3 separate regions of the Mus musculus genome follow, and all the other regions are linked to region 3. Evidence: chromatin loops called from intact Hi-C (ENCODE). Cell type or tissue: heart. All regions are shown on one strand.

Region 1 (2,500 bases), 210 kb after region 3:
AGGGCAGGAGACAGGAGTTAAGATGTAGTAAAGGGGGCTGGAGAGATGGTTCTGTGGTTAAGAGCACTTGCCGTTCCTTCAAAGAATCTGAGTATGATTTCTAGTACCCACATCAAGCAGTTCACTACTTCCTGTAACTCCATCTCCAGGGATGGTCCCACACCCTGGGCCTCAGGGAGGGCGCCAGGACCTGCACAGCCTCACACAGACATATACATTGTTACAAAAATAAAATTACAATGGGGGGGAAAGATACTGTAAAGGTACATTGTATCCCTGCACTTGGTGGGTGGGGCCTCGCTCAAAAACCTTGCTGCTTTTGCCTTGCTCTGCCTAGAGCCTCTTGATTGATTGTCCCCTGGTTGCCTTTGTCTCTGGATGTTTCTTACCTTGAGTTTGGCCCTAGCTTCCCCACCTTCTCCTGCAGAGCAAGTCCCAGACGGGCAGGGGCAGGGGGGATTGCCCCAGTGCTCACCTTCAGTGCAGCTGCTGGTCTCTCTGGCTGCTCCATAACCCTGGGACCCTGACATAAAGTTGGCTTGGTGGCAAAAGGGCAGACCAGAAAGTCCTAGAAAAGAGAGACAGCTGGAGCCAGGTCTTTGAATGGGGAATACAGGGCTTACCTTAAGACCCAACATAAGATATGATCCCAAACTCTAAACATACATGGTGGTGTGTGTGTGTGTGTGTGTGTGTGTGTGTGTGTGTAAATCCTCCTGTAGATAGGAAACTAGAATGCGCTAGGGATGGAGTTGAGAGGATCCTGGCGCTAGGTGAGACGACTGCCAAGTCCTCAAGGCCCAGGGACTGGTAAATGTATTCACCTTCTGTTCCCATGCTGGGGACTCCTTGGCTGTGGAGGGGTCGGAGACAGCATGGCTCACTATAGCTATTGACTTGTGGTGGAGTCATTGGATTGAACATGGCGTCTCAGGGAAGGATGAGGGGACCTGTGGAAAGGAATGTAGATCTGCCAGTTATAAAGATGGAACGAAACAGAGAAGATAAATGACAGTTTCAGGCACAGATCCCCCCCCCCCCCCGCCCGCCAGCATGTCCCTTGTGCCTCTAACCCTCATCTCAGAAACTGGTCATGGAAATCAATAACGTTTTTCAGCTTCCTTAAGAAGAAACATCCCAAAGAGTGGGCAGAAGCAGCCGTTCAGTCTTGGGGATCCACAGTCTCTGTATGTACAAGGGAATGTTAGGGACTAACTGATCCAACACAAGTCCTAGGTGATTTTTAATGCCATGAGCTCTCTCTACTTGCTTTTCTTTTTTCTTTTCCCTCTACCATTTCTTGTTCTGGCCATGGGCCAGCTTTGAGGTGTGTGATGGTGGAACACACGGAAGGTCTGACTTCATGCCCAGGGCTGCCGGCTCATGCCCAAGAGCAGAGCTCATGAGCAATCTCTCCAGTGTCCACTAGAGGGAGACCTCGTTTCAGTCCAGATAGACTGGTAGGGCCAGAAGAGAACACAAATGATCTGTCCTCAGACAGAGAACTATGTGTGGGAGGGAATAAGACTTCAGAGCAGAGCGTCTCCCCGACTTTTGAGTAAAAAGGATGAGAGCTAAAGTCATTCTGAGGCGGTTTAACTCTGGGTTTACCTATCCCGTTTGGTTTTGGGGGAAATCGGGAAGGGGCTGTCAGGAAAGTCTTAATGGGAATGAGAAAACGAAGTCCTCAAGGCTAGAGAGAGAGGAGCTGATGCGAGGTCCGCTTTCCCTCAACAAGTTTTTACTCCACTCCAGGTTTTTCAGCCTTCCGGGAACGGAGGGTGGGGTGGGGCGGGGTGGGGTGGAGAACCACTGGGAGCGGGCCGGCCGGCGCGGTGGGTGATCCCGGGATGCTGGGATTTAGGGTGAGGGCGGGGTAAAATGGGGAACGGAACCCGGACCCTACGACCCAGCCAAAGTGCTGTAGCCCGGGCTACCTTTGCTAACTCCTCCTTTTCCAGCCGAGACCCGAATCCCGCATCCAAGACCTCCCAGCTCGACATTGGCACTAACGTGGGGGTGGGGGGCACAGCTGGCTGGCAGCTGGATGAGGGGGCACATCTCCCGCCTCTCTCCTCTGTGACTCATTCAAGGGAAGGGAAGGACTTGTAAAGGACCCCCAGACACTAGAAGTTCCCTCAAAGTTGTCACTCTTCCTGTTCCATTGCCCGAGAGCTCCAAGAGACAGGATAAAAACGGGGCGACAGCCCCCTTCACCGAGAGCCACCGCCTACACTCACGCCTCCCTCTTCATACTACTAACTTTTCCAGTTTCAGTAAAGGTTTTCTGGGCTGGATGGGAGCATGAGAATTAGCCTACCAAAGACCCGAATCATCTTCGCAGTCTATTTTCTAGAGTCCTCTACGTACGTACCCCTTCTCCCCAACTCCCTGGAGTCGGCCCCACCCCCTTTTCCCGGTCCCGCCTTCCCCGCCCCCGTGCCTTCTCGGCCCACCCAAGTCGCCGCCGCAGGCTCTGGCTGCAGACGGCTCAGCTTCC
Region 2 (2,500 bases), 190 kb after region 3:
TCACCTGCAGTTCTGTTGCCTCCCATTCCAGCCACTGGTTGGTGAGATCATCTTGTTCCCAGCCACATAACAGAAAAAAATATCTGCCCAGGGAGAGAAAGTAAGTTGAAGCATCTGTCTAGTTCATGGATGAACCCACAGTAGAACAGTATTTGCAAATAAGGTCACAGAAAGATTAGTGATTCACCCTGATTTGGGCACCTCCCCACACCAAGAACCAATACTGACCGGCAGATTGCACTAGCAGAGAAGAGGTAGTTGCCACTATCCAGCTGCAAGACAGGGACCTTAGGCCGGGTAAGGAATGGTACCACACACTCTGAGACAGAGGAAAATGGGTGAAAATCAGGGGTAAGAAAATAAATGAGGAGGCTGGAGAGATGGCTCGGCTGTTAAAGAGCACTGACTGCCCTTCCGAAGGTCCTGAGTTCAATTTCCAGCAACCACATGGTGGCTCACAACCACCCGTAATGAGATCTGACACCCTCCTCCAGTAAATCTGAAGATAGCTGCAGTGTACTTAGATATAAGGCGGGGCGCAGCCTGAGCAAGCGGGGTTGACCAGAGCAAGCGGGGTTGACAGGAGCCAGCAGAAGTCCTGAATTCAAATTCCCAGCAACCACATGATGGCTCACAACCATCAGTACAGCTACGGTGTACTCATATATACATTAAATAAATAAGTAAATCTTAAAAGAAATGATTTGACGTCACATTGTGTGCTGGAGGCCTGGGTTTTCAATCTACAGTTTCGAAGGTAAGAACACTAACCGGGGAGGGGTGGTGGTGGAATATGCTAGAGGGGCCAGCTAGTGTTCAGTTGAGACTGCCAACTGCAAACAAGAGGTAGAGTCTACAGAGAGGTATAGAATAGTGCTGCAGTCAAGCTGTCAGGGAGGATCTGACCAGACAACTCTTAGAAAGTCACCCAAAAAAGTTGTCTGGGAATACGCAATAAACTTCAAGGACTGAGTGTGCACATGTCTGTACTGAGGTCCTGGAAGGAGAAAGGGGCTTCCCCAAAACGACACGGGAGGTTGGAGGTGATCGCGAGAGTGACCGGGCTGAGAGGGAGTTGCCATGATAGGTGGGTCCTGGAAAACTAACCAGAGGGGAGACTTAAAACGAGGTTTGAAGAGTACAGTGAGGGTAACTAAGGGAACTAACTTCAGAAGGGTTACGGAAACAAAGGTTGGCGTGACTAAAGTTAACGTTGAGTCGATTGGGGAACGGGCACTGGAGCCTGGCAAACAACTGTGAGATGAACACCCCTCACCCGCCGCCCACCGGCAGCCACTCCAGTACCTTCGGGGCCTACGGTGCTGATGAGCAGCTCCGCCCGACCCCGGGCCCTCGCGGCCGCAGCCAGCACGGGCAGGCTCCCCGGGGAACCCTCGCTCACGAACAGTCTCATCGTGCCTCGGAGCCCACGCTGATGCAATCGGAACCGGCCTCCCGCTCCTGGGTTAAGCTGCAAGGCACGTCGGGAAATGGAGTTCTGTGTCGGCCGGACGCTCGCGGTAGGCTCCAGGAAAGCCGACTACTCATCCCATCACGCACCATTACGAAACAGGAAATGGTTACCAACGAGACCCGGAAGTTGACGGTGCGGGCTAGCGTGGCACTCTGGGTCGGCCGGCTCCGAGAGGGTCCTTTGAACTGTTGAAGTCGGCCGCTGTAAAGCGATCCGATGGAGACGACGCGATGGGTGGCATTTTCTGATTCCTTACTGGTCGTTGAAGTGGTATCGCACGCGCCGATTCAAGTTGTTAAGGATCGGAGTTTTTAATTGGTTTGTGTGCGGGTAGTCCGAGAGCGTGGCGATGCATTTAGCTACAAGATTAAAAATCAGTTGGGGAACTGTGAGCAAACTTTAGTGTCAACGTGGAAATTAATGTGGCTGTCCATCAGCCACAAAGGATGTGGCTCGCGAACCTTTATTACTTAGGAATTGGGAATGTAGTTTAGTTAGTAAGCGTTTGCTTAGCATGTGCAAACCGCTGGGTTCACCCCCGGTACACAACACTGTGTGGTGGTGTGTCCACTCCTGTAATCCCAGCGTTGAAGAGGTGGTGATAAAATTATCATAAATTCGACGTTATCCTCTATTGCAAGCCAGCCTAAGCTACTAGGGATCTGTCAGTAAATCAGTGAGGAAGCCTGGAAAGATGGCTCAGCGGAGAACACAGGCCAGGCTGTCCTTTTCCTGGACTCTCCTTTGACCCATTTGCATGGTTGACAGTTGTCTGTAACTTGAGTCCTAGGGGAATCATGCGCCCTCTTCTGGTCTTCATGATTACTGCATGCATGTGGTGCAGAGACCTCCCTGCACTCGAAACCCCTTACAAATAAAAGAAAAAGGAGTTGGGTGTGGTGGGACACTCCCTTAATTCCAGGACTCAGAAGGCGAAGGCAGTTGGATCTCTTTGAGTTCAAAGCTATCCTGGTCTTTATAAACCTAGTCTCAAAAAAAAAAAGTGTGTGGTTTTTGTTTTGTTTT
Region 3 (2,500 bases):
GCAAGTCAGAAAGGAAAAAGCAAATTGGAGGCTAGAGAGATGCCTGGGGTGGAAGAGGCAGGGGTAGATGGAAAAGTGTTTTGGTGTAGGCCTGAGTTCATAGAAAAATCTAGCTCAGCCGACAATCTGTCATTTCAACTCATCAGGGCAGTTTTATGTCAGTGTGACACAAGCTAGAGTCATCTGAGAGAAAGGTGCTCCGCTGAGAAAATGCCTCCACAAGATCAGGCTGTAGTCCAGCCCATAGGACATTTTCTTGATTAGTGAATGTAGCCCAGCCCATGGTGGGTGGAGCCATCCCTGGGCGGATGGGCCAGGATTCTATAAGAAAGCAGGCTGAGCAAGCCAGTAAGCAGCAACCCAGCATGGTCTCTGCATCAGCTACTGCCTCCAGGTTCCTCCCCTGTCTGACTTCCTTCAGTGATGAACAGTGGCGTGGAAGCATAAGCCAAATAAATGTCCTTCCTTAACTTGCTTTTGATCCTGGTGTTTTATCACAGCAATAACAACCCTAAGACAAACAGAATAGGCAGATCCTGGGGGCTTCTTGGCCAGCCAGTCTAGCCAAATTGGCAAATTGGCATGCTCCAGCGTCAACCAAAAACCCTGTCTCAAAAACAAAGGTAGGGAGCAATAGAGGGAGACGCCCGTGCCGATCTCTGGCCTCGATATGTCACAAACACTCACGTATGGACGTACACGAGCACACCCCTCTTATTCAAATTAAAAAAAAAAAAAAAGCAAATTAGAGCAAACAGATTGCCAAGCAGGAAAATGGCTTAAGTGTCCTCGGTGGAATAATCCAGTGCGTCTGAAAAGAGCGCACTGCACGGCTGAAACCTTCAGTGAGTCAAATCCAGGGCTCTATGTGGAGCCATACCTGGCGAATGTGCAACACTGAAATACATCCCCATTTCAGGCAGGGTGGCACTTAGCTCAGGAGACCTAGAAGTCATTATCCTGCTCCACCCTCAAGCACTGTAATTAGAATGCTGTGTTTTTCTTATTGTTTATTAATTTGCATGTATGTGTTGTGCCCAAGGAAGCCAGAAGAGGGCGCTGAATTCCTTAGAGCTGGAGTCACAGTAAACTGAAAAGCCAAACCTCAGTGCTGGGGAGCCAAACCCAGCTTCCCTGGAAGAGCAGTGTGTACCCTTAACTGATGAGCTATCTCTCCAGCCCCAAAAGTATATATATTTTAAGAAGATTTATTCATTTATTATATGTAAGTACACTGTAGCCGTCTTCAGATGCACCAGAAGAAGGCATCAGATCTCATTATCGATATTTATAAGCCACCATGTGGTTGCTGGGATTTGAACTCAAGACCTCTGGAGGAGCAGCCAGTGCTCTTAACCTCCTAGCCATCTCTCCAGCAGCACCCCCAAGCTATTTTTTTTAAATATTTATTTATTTTATACATATGAGTGCTCTATTTGCATGTATAACAGAAGAGGGCATCAGATCCAATTATAGATGGTTATACATGGTTGTGAGCCACCATGTGGTTGCTGGGAATTAAACTCAGGACCTCTGGAAGAGCAGCCAGAATCACTGAGCCATCTCCCCAGACCTTTAAAAGAAAAAATTATGTGTGTGTGTGTGTGTGTGTGTGTGTGTGCAACTACCATTCAAATAAACAAAAGGAGTTCTTAGAAAGCTAAACTATAATGGAAGAAAATAAAAACTCAACAGAGGGGCTGGAGAGATGGCTCAGTGGTTAAGAACACTGACTGCTCTTCCAGAGGTCCTGAGTTCAATTCCCAGCAACCAACTGCATGGTGGCTCACAACCATCTATAACAGGATCTGATGCCCTCTTCTGGTGTGTCTGAAGAGAGCAATGGTGTACTCATATAAATAAATAAACCTCTAAAAAATTTACTCCAGGTGTGGTGGTGCACACCTTTACTCTTGGCACAACAAAAGCAGCAGCAGGTGGATGTTCTGTGAGTTCGAGGCCAGCCCGGTCTATACAACAAGTTCCAGGACAGCCAGGGCTACACAGAGAAACCCTGTCTCAGGAAGAAGAATACAGGCAGGCATAGTGCCAGGAAGTTCATTTTAGTGCTCAGATGGCAGAGGCAGGCACATCTATCAGTTGGAGGAGCAAGCCTTGGATTCATAGACCCTGTCTCAAAAACAAACAAACAAAAAGAAAAAAAAAAGATATTTAAAAGGAGCTCCAGGGCTGGAGAGATAGCCCAGTCAGTAAAGTTATCCTAGATAGGGCCTGTGTCGATCCCCAGAAGCTGGGTAATCCCAGCAGGTCACCGGCAACACTCATGCTTGCAATGCTAGCACTGGGGAGGTAGAGACAGCATGCCTGGGCCCTCCGGCCAGCCAACCTCCTCCATCTACTAGGTGATGCTAGGCAGTGAGACCCTGACCAAAACAAAACCCCACCGAAGCTGGCTAGAGGAACAAGAGCAAATGCTAACCTCTGGCCCCAAAAGGTACCAGCACAGGCATACATGCACATACATGCACATGGACATGAA

The links. Peaks named below come from ENCODE experiments on the same cell type or tissue, not always from the same donor. Only the 100,000 strongest peaks of a DNase experiment are listed, where the experiment ranks them.
Region 1: it touches region 3 in a loop (2.5-fold over the local background); 5 of 42 quality-filtered maps call a loop at or near these places.
Region 2: it touches region 3 in a loop (2.5-fold over the local background); 4 of 42 quality-filtered maps call a loop at or near these places.

What each region holds. Positions count from the first base shown.
Region 1 is chr10:127,337,597-127,340,096 of GRCm38, forward strand. It overlaps Gli1 (GLI-Kruppel family member GLI1), which reads right to left. Exons shown (of 13, transcript NM_010296.2): 3 at 825-950; 4 at 476-568. The coding sequence starts at 924. Among named protein-coding and RNA genes, the nearest start is that of Gli1, 2.7 kb to the right of the region's middle. In heart, a CTCF peak has its summit at 1,425 (motif pointing right); DNase peaks (open chromatin) are centred at 1,425 and 1,815; H3K4me3 peaks cover 1,120 bases; H3K27ac peaks cover 818 bases; H3K27me3 peaks cover 1,298 bases.
Region 2 is chr10:127,310,216-127,312,715 of GRCm38, forward strand. Mars1 (methionine-tRNA synthetase 1) reads right to left here and starts at 1,571. Exons shown (of 21, transcript NM_001003913.2): 1 at 1,306-1,571; 2 at 229-319; 3 at 5-83. The coding sequence starts at 1,414. In heart, no CTCF peak of the experiment used is centred here; DNase peaks (open chromatin) are centred at 1,476 and 2,266; H3K4me3 peaks cover 1,927 bases; H3K27ac peaks cover 1,561 bases.
Region 3 is chr10:127,122,622-127,125,121 of GRCm38, forward strand. No RefSeq gene overlaps it. Among named protein-coding and RNA genes, the nearest start is that of Os9, 2.7 kb to the left of the region's middle. In heart, a CTCF peak has its summit at 1,050 (motif pointing right); a DNase peak (open chromatin) is centred at 1,050; H3K4me3 peaks cover 1,052 bases.